2 separate regions of the Homo sapiens genome follow, and region 1 is linked to region 2. A link is an interaction called in ENCODE POLR2A ChIA-PET data of the cell type or tissue named here. Cell type or tissue: HCT116. All regions are shown on one strand. Links, peaks and the distances in the headings refer to the core of each region. The heading gives the core; the rest is flanking DNA.

Evidence for each region. Peaks named below come from ENCODE experiments on the same cell type or tissue, not always from the same donor. Only the 100,000 strongest peaks of a DNase experiment are listed, where the experiment ranks them.
Region 1: POLR2A ChIA-PET joins it to region 2 with 5 read pairs; 2 of 35 experiments call an interaction of 5 or more read pairs at or near these places.

Annotation. Positions count from the first base shown.
Region 1 is chr17:60,343,375-60,346,832 of GRCh38, forward strand. USP32 (ubiquitin specific peptidase 32) reads right to left here. Exons shown (of 34, transcript NM_032582.4): 2 at 2,107-2,234. Among named protein-coding and RNA genes, the nearest start is that of USP32, 47 kb to the right of the region's middle. In HCT116, for the core only: no CTCF peak of the experiment used is centred there; no DNase peak of the experiment used is centred there.
Region 2 is chr17:60,556,020-60,559,477 of GRCh38, forward strand. No RefSeq gene overlaps it. Among named protein-coding and RNA genes, the nearest start is that of LINC01999, 6.8 kb to the right of the region's middle. RefSeq lists a silencer at 1,956-2,156. In HCT116, for the core only: no CTCF peak of the experiment used is centred there; a DNase peak (open chromatin) is centred at 2,044.

The DNA.
Region 1 (3,458 bases), core at 490-2,989, 210 kb before region 2:
ATTCTAAAATTGACCACATAATTAGAAGTAAAGCACTCCTCAGAAATGTAAAAGAATAGAAATCACAACAAACTGTCTCTGAGACCACAGTGCAATCAAATTAGAACTCAGGATTAAGAAACTCACTCAAAACTGCAAAACTACATGGAAATTGAACAACCTGCTCCTGAATGACTACTGGGTAAATAACGAAATGAAGGCAGAAATAAAGATGTTCTTTGAAACCAATGAGAACAAAGACACAACATACCAGAATCTCTGGGACACATTTAAAGCAGTGTGTAGAGGGAAATTTATAGCACTAAATGCCCACAAGAGAAAGCAGGAAAGATCTAAAATCAACACTCTAACATCACAATTAAAAGAACTAGAGAAGGCCAGGCATGGTGGCTCACGCCTGCAATCCCAGCACTTTGGGAGGCCAAGGCGGGTAGGTCACCTGCGGTCAGGAGTTCAAGACCAGCCTGGCCAACATGGTGAAACCTCGTCTCTACTAAAAATACCAAAAAATTAGCTGGGCATGGTGGTGGGAGCCTGTAATCCCAGCTACTCAGGAGGCTGAGGCAGGAGAATCGCTTGAACCTGGGAGGCGAAACTTGCCATGAGCCAAGACCATGCCATTGCACTCCAGCCTGGGCAACAAGAGCAAACCTCTGTCTCAAAGAAAAAAAGAAAATAAAAAGAAATAGAAACTAGGGTTAATTAAAAATGGCAAAGAATGGTTCTATATAATATACCAAGCCTAAAATTCCTATTTTTTTTTTTTTTTTTTGAGTCAGAGTCTCATTCTGTTGCCCGGGCTGGAGTGCAGTGGCACAGTCTCAACTCACTGCAACCTCCGCCTCCTGGGTTCAAGCAATTCTCCTGCCTCAGCCTCCCGAGTAGCTGGGATTACAGGCACCCGCCACTAAGCCCAGCTAATTTTTTGTATTTTTAGTAGAAATGGTGTTTTACCATGTTGGCCAGGCTGGTCTCGAATTCCTGACCTCGTGATTCACCCGCCTCGGCCTCCCAAAGTGCGGGGATTACAGGTGTGAGACACCTTGCCCAGCCATAGTTTTTATTATCTTATAAAATTTATTCTTTTTTTCTTTTGAGACAGGGTCTCACTGTCACCCAGGCTGGAGTGCAGTGGTGCAATCATAGCTCACTCTAGCCTCAAACTCCTGGACTCAAGCAATCCTCCTACTTCAGCCTCCTGAGTACCTGGGACTTACAGGCACACACCATCATGTCTGCTAATTTTTTTGGTTGCTGTTTTTAAGTAGAGATGAGGTCTCACTATGCCCAGGCTGGCCTGGAACTCCTGAGCTCAAGTGATCCTCCTGCCTCGATCTCCCAAAGTGCTGAGATTATAGGCATAAGCCAACATACCCAGCCAATAAATTTTATTCTTATTTCTCATTTAGAATGACAAAATGTACATCTGTGTACATAACTACAAAATAGTAAACTTTTATTTTATTTTTTTTAGAGACAGTGTCTCACTATGTTGCCTAGACTGGACTCGAGTTCTTGGGCTTAAGCAAGCCTCCTATTTCAGCCTCCTGAGTAGCTGGGACTACAGGGACGCACAGTGGCGCCGGTTAAACATATTATTTTTAGAAACAGAATATATCAACTTAGCACATTTTATTTCTACCTAAACATTTTAGTAGAACTTAAATAAAAATTTAATTAAGTCCCAATAAGTTAGTATTTCATTTACAACATTTAATTTTATAGAATTAACTATGTTTTACTATACAGAAAATTTTCTTTAACATAAAATTTATAAAACATATTTGCAACATAAAAATTTTTATGTCACAGAGATTAACTTTCTAAGAATAAGAAGCCAATCATGGAAATGTTCCTATGATCATAATCAGTGGCTATTAAAGCTCTAAAGTACAAAAGAAACAGAATTACAGCTCTGTAGTACTCCCACTTGACCTCTAAGAACACAGCCACGTTGACATCTAAAACAAAACATTGTTTACCCACTCAGGAAGAAAAATAACTACAGGTAAGATTAAATCTGTTAAGAGCAGAAGGCCCCTCAGGAATTTAGGCTGGTGGAGGTGGATAACTACCTCAAAGGAAAACTTAGAACAAAAAGATTACCTCAGCAACCTTTGGAGGCACTCCATCCCCAAGCACTTCCCGGATGAAGCAGTGCTGGCCCATGTAATATGAGAGTCCACAGGTCCTCTTGAAAGCATCCTTCAGTCGTTTTAGCTCTACATCTGTAACTGCAATTCAGAAACAGAAGATGGGTAAGAAATCAGGAGAGAAAAGAGGTGTCTCATAATTTTTTTCAACCTGGCTCCTAAGAAAAATTGAGGCTAGGCACAGTGGCTCACGCCTATAATCCCAGTACTTTGGAAGGCCAAGGCAGGCGGATCACTTAAGGCCAGGAGTTCAAGATCAGCCTGGACAATGTGGCGAAACCCCATCTCTACAAAAAAAACAAAAATTAGCTGGGCATGGTGGTGCATGCCTATAATCCCAGCTACTTGGGAGGCTGAGACACGATAATCACTTGAACCTGGGAGATGGAGGTTGCACTGAGCCAAGACCATGCCGCCGCACTCCAGCATGGACAACAGAGCGAAACTCTGTCTCAAAAAAATAAATAAATAAAAAGAAAAAAAAAGAAAAATTGGCAAGCATTACACTTCTTTTTTGGTTAAATAAAACTCTATGACATTTAGTCATAATTCTAATATTTTCAAATCTAATTTAGAAAATAAGTATAATTTTTTTTTTTTAAGAGATGGGTCTCGCCATGTTGCCCAGGCTGGTCTTGAACTCCTGGGCTCAGGCAGTCCTCCCACCTTGGCCTCCAGAAATGCTGAGATTAAAAGCATGAGCCAGCACGCCAAGCCAAAATTCTTAACATTCAATTTTCAAAAGACAAAACTTTAATATAGGCATACAAATTTTAGGCAGGGGCAAAGAAGTAACAAATATTTCAAATTAGCAGGTAAGCTAAATGCCACTGGATTCTGGCATTAATGTTTTCAGCAGCAATACATTAATCTCCTTTGTGATAAAAATTATATTATTTGTACTCCTTGAGCACATCTCTATCCATATGGAGAACAGTCTTCAAGTTTAGCTTGGATTTTGTCATTATTTAAAAAGAAAATAGTTCATAAACAGATGATATTAACAAACTAAAATTTTTAGATACTTATTATCAAAAACAAAAAAATTACTGAGCCATTACTTTATTTTATGCATTGAAAACTTTTTTTCACTATATGGAACAATCTCTATCTACAAGAACAAAGAAATAAACACCCTTTACTATTACATGATCAGTACCACAATCACAATAGAGGCACAGAAATGGTACCTTTGACCCATGCTAGAGAAAACAGAGAATTCTTCCAGATGAAGATAATTACATTAAATTTTAAAGGCTAAACCAAGCAAAATGAACAAGGATATGCTGGTCAGAAATTACAGTT
Region 2 (3,458 bases), core at 613-3,112:
ACGCTCTGCCCAATATTTTTAATGACCATCAGGAAACAGTAGCTATAATTTTGCTCCCCTATAATTTTACTTGCTACAGAAAATCTTTAGCAAGATTTTCTTTCTCCTCTGCCTTATAACTCACTTCCACTTTTGTTGTGATTTAGTTCAACATTGTTATTCATCTTTCTTATTAAGTCTCTTCTAAGAATCTTTTCTGACAAATTGCACTAAACATCAAAACCACTATCAACAACTATTTAATCTATACAGCTGTAAACATTGTCAGTTTCTTTACTCATCACTGTTTCTTTTTCTTTTCTTTTTTTTTTTTTTTTTTTGAGACAGAGTCTTGCTCTTGTCACCCAGGCTGGAGTGCAATGGTGTGGTCTTGGCTCACTGCAACCTCCACCTCCCGGGTTCAAGCAATTCTCCTGCCTCAGCCTCCTGAGTAGCTGGGATTACAGGCACTCGCCACCATGCCCGGCTAATTTTTGTATTTTTAGTAAAGACAGTGTTGTGCCATGTTGGCCAGGCTGGTCTCAAACTCCTGACCTCATGATCTTCCCCACTCAGCCTCCCAAAGTGCTGGAATTACAGGCGAGAGCCACCGCCCGCGGCCTCTTTTTTTTTTTTTTTTTTTTTTTGAGACAGAATCTCGCTCTGTCACCAGGCTGGAGTGCAGTGGCGGGATCTTGGCTCACTGCAACCTCCTCCTCCCGGGTTCAAGCAATTCTCCTGCCTCAGCCTCCTGAGTAGCTGGAATTACAGGCACATTTCACCACACCCAGCTAATTTTTGTATTTTTAGTAGAGACGAGGTTCACCATGTTGGCCAGGATGGTCTCTATATTCTGACCTCGTGATCTGCCGGCCTTGGCCTCCCAAAGTGCTGGGATTACAGGCGTGAGCCACTGCGCCCCGCCTACTCATCACTGTTTCTTATATATCACCCCTGCCCTTTTTTGAGCTTTTTATTGTAATTCATCTGTCATTTTGCTACAGTTCTTCTTTCTTAAGGGAAAAAAAATATCTGTTGATAGATGGTTTGCACTCCCTCAAAACTTGTCAGTTACTGGGCTATTCAATTTCGCTTGAGCTAGGCCTCCCACCCCAAGGCTGCAGCATTCTGCTGGCCAGTTTCACCCTGAGTATGATGAGTGGCCATGGAACTGGCTGACAAGCTAAGACCCTGCCGGAGCAAGAAAGCAAGGGAAGTGGTGGAGGCTTAAGGGACTTCGCTGATGTGATTTGACTGTTGTGCTGAGTCTTTCTCTTTTTGTCCCCAATTCTCTCTCTTCTTGTTTGTTGTAGTTGCCTAAAATTAGTTGGATCTCAGCTAGCCAATCTCTCTGGCTGCCTAGGTAAATTGCCATTTCAAAGAGAGTCAAGCATACTAGTGTAAAATTGTGATCCTTTTCCCCTAAAACAGGAAACACTGCTCCACTGTCTTTTTGTATCTATTGCTGCATATGAGAAAACATGAAAAGTTATGAGTTTCTTTTTATCTTTGGAATATGGAAAAGTCACCAGACTCACTTGGAATTATCTTCAATTCCTCTCTTTCTCACACCCCACCACCTTCTACCTATCAGTAAATCTTGTTAGTTCTACCTTCAAGATGGAGTTCAGGCATGGTGGCTCACACCTGTAATACCTAACTTTGGGATGCCAAGGTGGGAGGATCACCTGAGCCCAGGATTTTGAGACCAGCCTGGGCAACATGGTGAGACCCCCATCTTATATAGCTGAAAGAACACTCAAGGGGCCATAGGCAGGTGAAAGATGGTTTCATTCAGCAGCTCTCTTACACTGTCTGTCTCTGTCTCAGCTACCTGTTCTGGCTCTGTGACTCCTGCCACTCCCACACACAGCTGCAAAGCCAGCTGTCTCTACAGGGTCAGAAGCTTAACACTTTCTCTCTCTGGGCAAGAGCATGCCTGTACAACATCAGCAGGGCAGTTATACCTTTTACAGACAATAGTGGCTCCAAGCCAAGTGATGAGCCTTCCCATGTTATGCCTATGTAGCTGTGATTATATAACAAGCAAAGTTATGCACCTGCACTCCAAACTTGCTGAGTCATGTGGGATGTTTACCTTGGCCCATGCCTGCCTCGCTGCATTGCAGCCATGTTCCTTACACAGGAGGATCCCTTGAGCCCGGGAGTTTGAGGTCAGCCCAGGGAACATAGCAACAGCCTGTCTCTAAAAAAAAAAAAAAAAAAAAAGTAAAATATTTTTAAAATTTAGGAAGCTGCCAGGGATGGCTCCTCCAAAATAAGGAGTAAACCAAGCAGGAGGAAAAATATGACACAAAATGAAGGGTACAACCAAAAGAGTGGTATAAAGTAAACCACTAGGATGGTTGTAAAGGGAGATACCAATGAGACAGTGGTATAGGCCTAGAGAGGAACCAATACAGATTGGAGCAGGCCAGAAGGGTCTGGAAGAGATTTCCAAAGAAAGATTCAATTAATAGATTATGATTGCTAGAAAAACACTTGTTAGATCCTGGTGTCTGGGTCCAGCCATGCTGAAGTCTGAGGGGAGTGGGTGGATGAGCAGAAAGAACACTTGATGGGCTGTAGGCAGGTGAATATGGTTTTATTTAGCAGCAGCTCTCTTACACGGTTTACTCAAACTAGCTCTTTTACATTGTCCACCCTGTCTCAACTGCTTAGTCTGGTGGCTCCCACATACACCTGTGCAGCAGGCTTTCCCTTGCCTTCAGGGTCAGCAGCTTAACTCTTTTTCTCTCTGGGCATGAGCAAGCCAAGCTGTGTCCTGGCTCCCTCCTGTCCATCTGTAAAATGGACAGCTTTGGCTCTCTCTGTCTCTCTTTCTCTGGGTGCCAGTGCATCCCCCATGTCAAGCCATGTTGAGCCGAGCCAAGCCCCCAGGTCCCCCGTACAGCATTAACAGGGCAGACAATAGTGGCTCAGAGCCAAGTATGAACTTAACACAAACAAGTTATATAACAAGTGAAGGTGTGCGCCTGCGCACCAAACTCACTGAGTTACGCAGGCCTTGGATATCCACCTCGGCCTGTTCCTTGACCAAAGCACATCCATATGTACCTTACACTCCACCCCCTAGGCCAAACGAGACATATGCCTTGGACACACAGGTTTGATCCACAGGTTTGGCATACAGGCCTGACATATAAACTTTGGGCATGCAGGCCCAATACATACACAGGCTTGACACATAAGCCTGACACACAAGCCTTGGGCACACAAGCCCGATACATACATAAGCTTCTGGGTACGCAGGCCCCTTGCATACATAAGCTATGATAAACTGCCCAGCTACTGGCGCAGATTACCTTAGGTGTCACCTCCTTGGTGATTACCATTCACACTGCCTTGAGTTTAGCTTATTAACCACTTTGCCCATACCTGCTTTCAAACCATATGATGTCAGTACTAGCCTGGACTGCACCAGCAGTCCAGGCAGCAGTAGCACCCCAGCTGGACCC